Linked DNA regions of Homo sapiens: region 2 is linked to region 1. Evidence: read pairs that join two places in POLR2A ChIA-PET (ENCODE). Cell type or tissue: endothelial cell of umbilical vein. All regions are shown on one strand. Links, peaks and the distances in the headings refer to the core of each region. The heading gives the core; the rest is flanking DNA.

Region 1 (5,369 bases), core at 274-5,273:
ATAGGAAGAGAAGCGCTATGCAGCACGTCGGGAAAGCTGGGCCGAGGGGAGTAGGGTGGGGACGGGCTACTCACTCCTTCAACAGGATGACATCGGCCAGCACACCGAACATCTGGTAGAGCCCAGAAGCCTCATTCACGCGCCGCACGATGGAGCTGGTCAGCTGTGTGATGGGGAGCTCAGTGGCGGGCCAGGTGACGCTGTGGTGGCGGTGCTCCAGGAGCCGGTGAACAGCACGCACTGGAACAGCCAGAGGGAGGAACGGCACGCTGCACTTACCATTTTATCTCTGGTCACTGGGAGGGATGCCCAGGCCTCATTGACCCCTGAGAACGCCATACACACTGGTCTCCATGGCCCAGCGCAAACGCCTAGGTGGTGAACACATGAGGGGAGGAGATGGCAGCTGCCTTTAGAGCAGGGCCAGCAGGTATTTTCTGGAAAGGGCCAGACAATCCATATTCTCTGCTTTGTGGGTCATACACGACTCAGTGATGCTGCTCAATTCTGCCCCTAGTGTAAAAGCGGCCAAGACAACAGGCAAAGGAGTGAGCACAGCTGGAGTTGGTCTCCAGGCCAGAGTCCATCTGCCCCTGCTTCAGGCCATCTGCACGTGGGAGTCCCACCGGCCCCACCTCACACAAGGAACGTCAAGTCCAACACGGAGCCTTCCCCAGAAACCTCCCCCCCTTCACAGCTCTGTTTCCATCAGAGACGCGCCTACAGAAATCTTTGATTTCGCCCTCTCTTTCACAGCCTAAATCCATCTGTCTCTAAGTTCTTTTTTTAAATATTTTTTATTTTATTTTTTTGAGACAGGGTCTCGCTCTGTTGCCCAGGCTGGAGTGCAGTGGTGCGATCTCGGCTCACCGCGACCTCCGCCTCCTGGGTTCCAGGAGGAACCGACTCCCAGAATTGAGTCCAATCCTTTGCCCGTACTGTAAGACCCCTCTGCAGTGGTCCCTACACTTATTATTGTAGTCCTCTAACCTGGAATAAAGTCCACCTTACCGTCTTCATTTGTATTATGATTTTTGAGACAGAGTCTCACTCTGATGCCCAGGCTGGAGCGCAGTGGCACGATCTTGGCTCACTGCAACCTCTGCTTCCTGGATTGAAGTGATTCTCCTGCCTCAGCCTCCCAAGTAGTAGGGATTACAAGCCTGGCTAATTTTTGTATTTTTAGTAGAGATGGGGTTTCACCATGTTGGTCAGGCTGGTCTCGAACTTCTGACCTAAGCTGATCTGCCAGCCTCAGCCTCCCAAAATGCTGGGATTATAGGCATGAGCCACTACGCCCAGCCTGCCTTACTGTCTTTAAAAAGAAAAAAGAAATATAAATATTGAATGTCTTTGAGTGGCAGAATATAAAGATTACTCCCCGTAATTCCCTACATTTTCACATTTTTGATGCTCAGGCTAGGCATGGTGGCTCATGCCTGTAATCCCAACACTTTGGGAGGCTGAGGTGGGTGGATCGCTTGAGCTTGGGAGTTTGAGACCAGCCTGGGCAACATGGCGAAAACTTGTCTCTACCACACAAAAATAAAAACAACAAAATTAGCTGGGTGTGGTGGTGCACGCCTGAAGTCCCAGCCACTCAGAAGGCTGAGGTGGGAGGATGGCTTGAGTCTGGGAAGTCGAGGCTGCAGTGAGCCGAGATGGCGCCATTGTACTCCAGCATGGGAAACAGGAAGAGACGCTGTCTCAAAAAAAATAATAATACTAATTTTTTAAAGCTCAGCTGTAAGATTATGACTCCATTCTTTCAAATAGACTCACCTAACCACCTAACTGAATACTGTATGCCTCACTGAGTGAATTTCAACCAACACCCTGTCCTTCTCAGAAGGTTAACCACAGGAGCAGGAACATCTAATTTTTATTTATTTATTTATTTTTGAGACAGAGTTTCACTCTTTTTGCCCAGGCTGGAGTGCAATGGTGTGGGCTTGGCTCACTGCAACCTCCACCTCCAAGGTTCAAGTGATTCTCTTGCCTCAGCATCCCGAGTAGTTGGGATTACAGGCGCCCGCCACCATGCCCGGCTAATTTTGTATTTTAAGTAGAGGTGGGATTTCACCATACTGGCCAGGCTGGTCTCGAACTCCTGCCCTCAGGTGATCCACCCACCTCAGTCTACCAAAGTGCTGGGATGACAGGTGTGACCCACCGTGCCTGGCCACATCTAACATTTTAGACTCCTCTCCACAGAAAGGGCACCAGTTTGCTTTCTATGAAAGAAGAGAAGACCTTTGTAGAAAGTGTCTTTCAGGAAAGCTCCTGGGCCTTGGAGTTTAATTCCCATAATGGTGAGAAAATCACCAAAACTCTGAGCCTCAGAGTTTTACACTCTTGAGGAAAATGGAGATTTCACACCCACCTTTCGGGGTGCTGGCGGCCCTGCCAGGGTCGTGTGTTCAGTGCTCAGCCCACTGAAGTCACCCAACATGCGTGAATTCATCTCTCTCACTTCCTTTTTATTTCCCATTTACTCCTAAAATCACAAGTATCAATTTTTGGTTGGGGATTATTTTAGTGCAATAAATAGAATTATGTTTTTAAAAGATATTTTAGTATTTTCTTTGTAAACATTCTCAAGTTGGCAGAAAATTTATACCCTTGGTACTGAGAGTTTTGAAAAAGAACTGATATAATCCAATTACATTTTTTTTTTTTTTTTTGAGATGGAGTTTTGCTCTTGTTGCCCAGGCTGGAGTGCAATGGTGCGATCTCAGCTCACCGCAACCTCCACCTCCTGGGTTCAAGTGATTCTCCTGCCTCAGCCTCCCGAGTAGCTGGGACTGCAGGCGCACGCCACCACACCTGGCTAATTTTTGTATTTTTAGTAGAGACAGGGTTTCGCCGTGTTGCCCAGGCTGGTCTTGAACTCCTGGCCTGAAGCAATCCACCTGCCTTGGCCTCCCAAAGTGCTAGGATTACAGGCGTGAGCCATTGCACCTGGCCTACACTTAATTTTATTTTATTTTTGAGACCAAGTCTCGCTCTGTCACCCAGGCTGGAGTGCAGTGGTATCATCATGGCTCACTGCAACCTTGACTTCCTGGACTCAAGGGATCCTCCTGCCTCAGCCTCCCAAGTAGCTAGGACTACAGGCGTGGACTTTTACACTTTATCTGATACTTTCCTAAACATGTCGTCAGACCACAAAAACCTGTTGTCACTTCCCCAAGACAATTTATGACAATGAGCTACTGACAAGCAATCCCCTAATGCTTCTGGACATAGGAGTAGATTTATAAACCCTGGGATGCTGAGAGTGGTTCCGTCTGGGGACAGTTCTGCCTTCTCAGCTGGGCTCACCTGTGTATCGGAATCCGTGGATGAAGCCCCCAGCAGATTTCCGGTAGTCCACCGAGTGGCTGGCAGTACCCAGGATAAACAGACCCCGGCTTCCTTTGGATTCGTAGCTAGCTCGAATCAGCGGGTACTTCTTGCCGAATGCATTTCCCGAGTTAAGTCTGAGGGACCTGTCAGTGGAAAGGGCTGTTCATGAAAATAGCTGCTATGTAAGAGGCACTTATTTATTTAGTTAGTTTTGAGATGGAGTTTCGCTCTTGTCGCCCAGGTTAGAGTACAATGGCGTGATCTCGGCTCACTGCAACCTCTGCCTCCTGGGTTCAAACTATTATCCTGCCTGAGCCTCCCGAGTAGCTGGGATTATAGGCTCCTGCCACCATGCCCAGCTAATTTTTGTATTTTTAGTAGAGACCAGGTTTCACCACGTTAGCCAGCCTGGTCTCGATGTCCTGACCTTAGGTGATCTGTCTGCCTTGGCCTCCCAAAGTGCTGGGATTACAAGCGCGAGCCACTGCACCCAGCCAGGAGGCACTTATTACAGTGGCACTTATTACTGGCACTGAGTGCCTTAGATTTCTCGTCTCATTTAAACCTCACCATGACCCCAGGAGGTGGGTATTATCATCTCCATTTAAGAGATGAAGTCGGCCAGGCGAGGTGGCTCACGCCTGTAATCCCAGCACTTTGGTAGGCCGAGGCGGGCGAGTCACAAGGTCAGGAGTTCGAGACCAGCCTGGCCAACACAGTGAAACCCTGTCGCTATGAAAAAATACAAAAAGAGTTAGCTGGGGGTGGTGGTGCAATGGCTGTAATCTCAGCTACTCAGGAGACTGAGGCAGGAGAATCGCTTGAACCTAGGAGGCAGAGGTTGCAGTGAGCCGAGATTATGCCATTGCACTCCAGCCTGGGCAACAGAGTAAGACTCTGTCTCAAACAAACAAACAAACAAACAAACAATGAAGTCAGGCCAGGCACAGTGGCTCACGCCTGTAATCCTAGCACTTTGGGAGGCCGATGGAAAGGAGGGTCTGGACAGGCACACCAGCTTCTCCTTTGTCTTTCTGCACCCTGGTCAGAAGACAAGTGAAAGACTGGATGCTGCTTTGATACCAAACCTCCCGAGGTAGTCGGCAGCAATGTTTAAAATCTAGGCTTCATAAAATAGCCCTTCAAAATACAATGATAAATAACTTAAGCAACTAACATTTTATTGAGCACATAATACATGCCAAGTACTTTCTTTATTTTAAGAGATAGGGTCTCATTATGTTGCCCAGGTTGGAGTGCAGCAGCTATTCACAGGCATGATCATAGCACACTGTAGCCTTGACCTCCTGGGCTCCAGTGATCCTCCTGCCTCAGCCTCCTGAGTAGCTAGGTACTCATCACTGCACCTAGCTCCCAGCACTTTCTTTCCTTTCTTTCTCCCCTCTCTCTCCTTCCTTCTCTCCTCTCTCTTTTTTTGTTTTTGAGATGGAGATCTTGCACTGTCGCCTGGGCTGGAGTCCACAATGGCGCGATCTCGGCTCACTGCAACCTCCACCTCCCAGGTTCAGGCGATTCTCTTGCCTCAGCCTCCCGAGTAGCTGGGATTACCGGCACGTGCCACCATGCCTGGCTAATTTTTTGTATTTTTGGTAGAGACGGGGTTTCGCTACATTGGTCAGGCTGGTCTTGAACTCCTAACCTTGTGATCCGCCCACCTCAGCCTCCCAAAGTGCTGGGATTACAGCATGAGCTACTGTGACCAGCCATCTCTTTTTTTTTTTGAGACAGGGTCTCACTCTGTTGCCCAGGCTGGAATGCAGAGGCATGATCTTAGTTCACCACAGCCTCGACCTCCTGGGCTCAAGTAGTCCTCCCACCTTGGCCTCCTGAGTAGCTGGGACCACAGGCATGTGCCAACACACCTGGCTAATTTTTGTATTTTTTGTAGAGGTGGGGTTTCACCATGTTGTCCAGGCTAGTCTTGAACTCCTGAGCTGAAGTAGTATGCCTGCCTTGGCCTCCCAAAGTGCTGGGATTATAGGTGTGAGACCATGAGCCAC
Region 2 (5,369 bases), core at 266-5,265, 190 kb before region 1:
GGTGGTTCTCCAGCATTAGTGAAACCCTCAGTGGGTCTGATGAAAAGTGCACATCCGCTGACCCGCGGGGCCAGAGTCTGACTTCACAGTGCACTGGGGTCTGCCCAGGAGGCTGCCCTCAACAAGTACCCTGTGATCCTGCCACGGGAGATGCCAACCCACATGCTTTGCGTCTGCATGTCTATGATGAGATGGGATATGTAGGAGGAGCCCCTTGAGGAAGATAGTCCCAGGGACCCAGCAGCCTTCTGCACACTGAGTTTACAAGACAAGAAAGCAGGTTTGGACACTGCAGAGAGGCTGACAAAACTTGAAGCCCAGTGGGTTCCTATTAGTTGGAAAATTCAACTGATTAAAGAAAAAAGCTCATTACAAAAGTAAATTTTTGGCCAGGCGCGGTGGCTCACGCCTGTAATCCCAGCACTTTGGGAGGCCGAGGCGGGCGGATCACCTAAGGTCAGGAGCTCGAGACCAGCCTGGCCAACGTGGTGAAACTCCGTCTCTACTAATAATACAAAAATAAGCCTGTAATCCCAGCCACTCAGGAGGCTGAGGCAGGAGAATCGCTTCAAACAGGGAGGCAAAGGTTGCAGTGAGCCGAGAGCACGCCATTGCACTCCAGCCTGGGCGACAAGAACAAAAATCTGTCTCAAAAAAAAAAAGGAAATTTTTTTCAAACTGAAAAAACTTTGTCCTAGGCCTTCTGATCAATTAACCATAATCAAAAGAAAACCCAGAGACAGGCCAGGCGCGGTGGCTCACACCTGTAATCCCAGTACTTTGGGAGGCCGAGGAGGGCAAATCATGAGGTCAGGAGATTGAGACCACGGTGAAACTCCGCCTCCACTAAAAATACAAAAAAATTAGCTGGGCGTGGTGGCGGGCGCCTGTAGTCCCAGCTACTCAGGAGGCTGAGGCAGGAGAATGGCATGAACCCGGAAGGCGGAGCTTGCAGTGAGCCAAGATCAGGCCACTGCACTCCAGCCTGGGCGACAGAGCGAGACTCCGTCTCAAAAAAAAAAAAAAAAAAAAAAAGAAGAAAACCCAGACACAGGAACAGCTCAGGCTTCATTACAGATCATACCCTCAACAAGCCTAAAACACAAACAGGCGACCCAACCTCTACCTGGCAAGAGGTTTAAGTATGAACTCATTGGAAAGGGTTCCTCTTTTCCATCTTCACACAGCTAATGCTGGCGATAAAAGCACTGCTGCTTGCTGGTTTTATGGGGGGGATGAGCTGAGCTTTGGTACGTGTACACCTGGGCAGAGCACTCAATGCCCAGGGTCTGCACTGTTCCATGCTACAGTGAAAGCAGCCCGCGATAGGGCCTTACTACATCCATGCATGGCTGTTTCTTTAAGACAAAGAAATGCTTATCGAGCCCAGCCTTCAGGAGGATGCTGGGTGGTCTTCTGGGACTGAAAACAGGATGCTAGGGCCCCCGCCACATATGCACCTGGTCCGGCAGCTGGGAAAAGCCCAGCCCACAGCTGCAGCCCAGAGCATCTCCTCTAATGGAGGCACCCACCCAGGCCTCCCAGGCACTGGATCTCAGCCTTGGGGCTTCATCCTCCGGGTGGCACCAAAAGGAAGGGGAGTTAAGACACCTCCACAACCAACACAGAGCTGAGGTGAGGAGCGGGTGCCCCGGAAGGGAAAAGCCAGAGGCAGGTGTGAGGTCAAAGCAAGCCTGGTACTCACTGGCTTCTCAATGAGGTCGATGCAGGGCTGCAGGTCGAGGCCAAAGTCGATGAAGTTCCACTCGATGCCCTCGCGCTGGTACTCCTCCTGCTCCAGGATGAACATGGTGTGGTTGAAGAGCTGCTGCAGCTTCTCATTGGTGTAATTGATGCACAGCTGCTCAAACGAGTTCAGCTGCAAGGAGAGAAAACAATGTCAGAGAGACGCCAACCCTGCACTAAAGAGGCCCAGACACCCCTTGAGAAGGAGGGTGGGGCAGGGATACAGGAAGGGCCTCCTTGGGCACCTCCATGCCGCTGCCTTTAGAGCCCGGATGCTCCTGGCCTTCCCTTTATCCACCCAGCAGTGGGCAACATTTACTCTTTGGAGCCAGTGACCGCGGGCAGTCTGGTAAAGCCTTTTCAGAATAGTGCTTTAAATTGCATCCAATAGATTACAAAGAAAGTAGTTATTTTGAAATATAATCATCAAAATATTGTGATCGAGTAATACATTGTTTTTTTTTTTTATTTTTTATTTTTTGAGACAGAGTCTCATTCTGTCACCCAGGCTGGAGTACAATGGCGCAATCTCAGCTCACTGCAGCCTCCGCTTCCTGGGCTCAAGTGATCCTCCCAGCTTAGCCTCCCTAGTAGCTGGGACCCCAGGCACACACTATGGTACATGGCTAATATTGGTATTTTTTGTAGAAATGGGGTTTCACCATGCTGCTCAGGCTGGTCTTGAACCCCTGAGCTCAAGCAATTCTTCTGCCTCAACCTCTCGAAGTGCTGGGACTACAGGTGTGAGCCACTGCACCAGGCCCTTCTATTTTTTTATTGAAGAGATGGGGCCTTGCTTTGTTGCCCAGGCTGGTCTCAAACTCCTGACTTCAAATGATTCTCTTGCCTCAGCCTTCCAAAGTGCTGGGATTACAGGAGTGAGCCACCGCACCCGGCCTCTGTGCTTCCTTATTAACAAGAACTAGCCATGGGCTTAATAACTTCCAAAATTTTGAGGTAGCGATGCATAAATGACACTACCAGATCTCTGCAACAACCGGAATGTAACACGAAAACATCTGATTTCTATTGGTGACAGATCACAAGTACTGCTAATACAACTGTGGTTTGTATAGTTTGTTCAGTTCGCAACTGGAAAAAATACATGATTTCAATGAGAGGTTAGTAAAAAATAAAGATGTAATTTTCTCATCCCAGCTCATGGCTCCTCTCAAACCTCCCGTGGACTCCAGGTTAAGAACCTCTAATCTACTGTAAGTATCGGTTTCCCTACTAGACCTCAAAGTTGTCATGGGCAAGGGAGATGTCTTATCCCGATGCTCAGGGAATATTTGCTGGAAGAATAAACAGGAAGCACCTGCCCAGGAAGCCTCCAAGAATGTGACCTAAAAGGTCCCATCCTCCCAGCCTGGACAACATGGCAAAACCCCATCCGTACAAAAAATACAAAAATTAGCCAGGTGTCATGCCACATGCCTGTAGTACCAGCTACTCGGGAAGCTGAGGTGGGAGAATGGCTTATGCCCGGGAGGTCGAAGCTGCAGTGAGCCATGTTCACACCACTGCACTCCAGCCTGGGTGACAGAGCAAGACCCTGCCTCAAAAAAAAAATAACAAACAAACAAAAGGTCTCATTTTCTCCAGCATTTCTGGTTGAAAATGAGCCCTTCTGTTTAGCTTAAAACACATCTAACTGAGCCTGGGCCACACCTGAGGCCCCATCTCTACAAAAAATTTAAAAATTAGCTGGGAGTGGTGGTGCGTGCCTATAGTTCCAGCTACTAAGGGGGCTGAGGTGCGAGGATCAGTTAAGCCCAGGAGGCAAAGGCTGCAGTGAGCTATGACTGCACCTCTGTACTCCAGCCTGAGTGACAAAGCGAGACCCTGACTTTTTTTTTTTTTTTTTTTGAGACAGAGTTTCACACTTGTTGCCCAGGCTGGAGTGCAATGGCGTGATCTCGGCTCACTGCAACCTCTGCCTCCCGGGTTCAAGCAATTCTCCTGCCTCAGCCTCCTGAGTAGCTGGGATTACAGGCATGCGCCACCACGCCCGGCTAATGTATTTTTAGTAGAGACGGGGTTTCTCCATGTTGGTCAGGCTGGTCTCAAACTCCTGACCTCAAGCAATCTGCCGGCCTTGGCCTCCCAAAGTGCTGGGATTACAGGCATGAGCTACCGTGCCCAGCCGAGACCCTATCTTTTAAAAAAGAAAAAAAAAAAAACAACCCCACACCCAACCAAAGTCTTCATGCAAAGGAGATGGCCAACTCAGATCGATGCAGGACCATGAGAAGCAGGGTTCTTAACCAAGGATAAGGCAACCAACAGGCCAAGGAGGCAGCAGGGTGGGTAATGAAGGGCAAGGCTCACATCAAAGATCTCGAAGCCGGCAATGTCCAGGATCCCGATGAAGGAGGCGCCCTGCCTCTTGGTCTTGTCCAGAGCCTTGTTGATGCGCAGCACCAGCCAGCGGAACATCCGCTCATAGGTCGCCTTGGCCAAGGCCTCGATGGCAAAGTCAGCCTGCGGGGCACACCCGGGGAGCGTGGTGTCAGATACAAAGGATCTGAAAACCCTCATACCCTATGCCCCAGTAATTTCACTTTTAGAGTCCTCCCCCTAGAGGAACAGCCCTAAGTATGTGGGGGAAAAAAAAAAATCTTCGTACACAAATATGTTCACTGTGGTGTTATTTAAAATGATGAAAAGTAGAAACAACCTAATATCTAACAATATGGGGACAATAAACTTAGATCTTTTGAAATAAAATGAGGACACACTAAAGGATTTACAGAAAAAGTGATGCTTCAAAATAAGGCAGTGGTCTACGGCCGTACCACCCTAAATGCACCCGATCTCATCAAAATAAGGCAGCAGTCTACGGCCATACCACCCTAAACGCGCCCAATCTCATCAAAATAAGGCAGCAGTCTACGGCCATACCACCCTAAACGCGCCCGATCTCATCAAAATAAGGCAGTGGGCAGAGGGGCAGGGGGAGATAAGACAAACGATGAGCCAAGACTCGCCGTGAGTTAGTAACTGCTGAAGCCGCCTACGTGATGGGCACGTGGGGCTCTTTACACTCTCCCCTCTTCTTTGTTTTGCACATTTGCAAAGCTCTGTAATTAAAAGCCAGAAGGAGAACTAAGTTTAATTCTTTTTTTTTTTTAAGTCTTGTAGGAAAGAGCTGCCCAATGATATTCATCACTGGGAATTGTTTTCCTTCTCTCGATTTTTCTGTATTAAGAGTCATGTAGTATTTTTGTAATAGAAAATGGAGGTTTCTCCTTAATGGTCAGGGAAACGAACAGGTGGCAGGAATAATACGCGATGTCTTTTGAAAACAACAGTCTTGTCTTTCATGCAATGCTTCTGCACAGAAACAGCCGTGAGCTGTCAGTGTACAGTGAATGGGAGAAAGACTAACAAAATGAGCTTCCAAGTATTTTTGAGAGATGGGTTTGGCACCCTAAAAACCCCCATGGCCAGCACCATAAAAGAAACTAGAAACCCCGGAGAGAGGCAGAAAGCGGTCCGCACTGGGCGGGACCTCCACTCCAGGGGCAGGCAGGCACATCAGTCTGGCAGGAAGGAGCAAGCGCTGCTGCTCGTCTCTCAGCACACGTGGCAAGCCCAAGGCAGCAGGTGGTAGAGAAACA

The links. Peaks named below come from ENCODE experiments on the same cell type or tissue, not always from the same donor. Only the 100,000 strongest peaks of a DNase experiment are listed, where the experiment ranks them.
Region 2: POLR2A ChIA-PET joins it to region 1 with 6 read pairs; 10 of 35 experiments call an interaction of 5 or more read pairs at or near these places.

Annotation. Positions count from the first base shown.
Region 1 is chr22:36,497,917-36,503,285 of GRCh38, forward strand. FOXRED2 (FAD dependent oxidoreductase domain containing 2) reads right to left here. Exons shown (of 9, transcript NM_001102371.2): 5 at 3,325-3,491; 6 at 75-240. It overlaps LOC105373020 (a long non-coding RNA gene), which reads left to right. Exons shown (of 3, transcript XR_938226.3): 3 at 1-83. Among named protein-coding and RNA genes, the nearest start is that of FOXRED2, 6.4 kb to the right of the region's middle. In endothelial cell of umbilical vein, for the core only: no CTCF peak of the experiment used is centred there; no DNase peak of the experiment used is centred there.
Region 2 is chr22:36,312,440-36,317,808 of GRCh38, forward strand. MYH9 (myosin heavy chain 9) reads right to left here. Exons shown (of 41, transcript NM_002473.6): 12 at 4,078-4,230; 13 at 1,706-1,879. Among named protein-coding and RNA genes, the nearest start is that of MIR6819, 28 kb to the left of the region's middle. In endothelial cell of umbilical vein, for the core only: no CTCF peak of the experiment used is centred there; a DNase peak (open chromatin) is centred at 3,062; H3K27ac peaks cover 1,920 bases.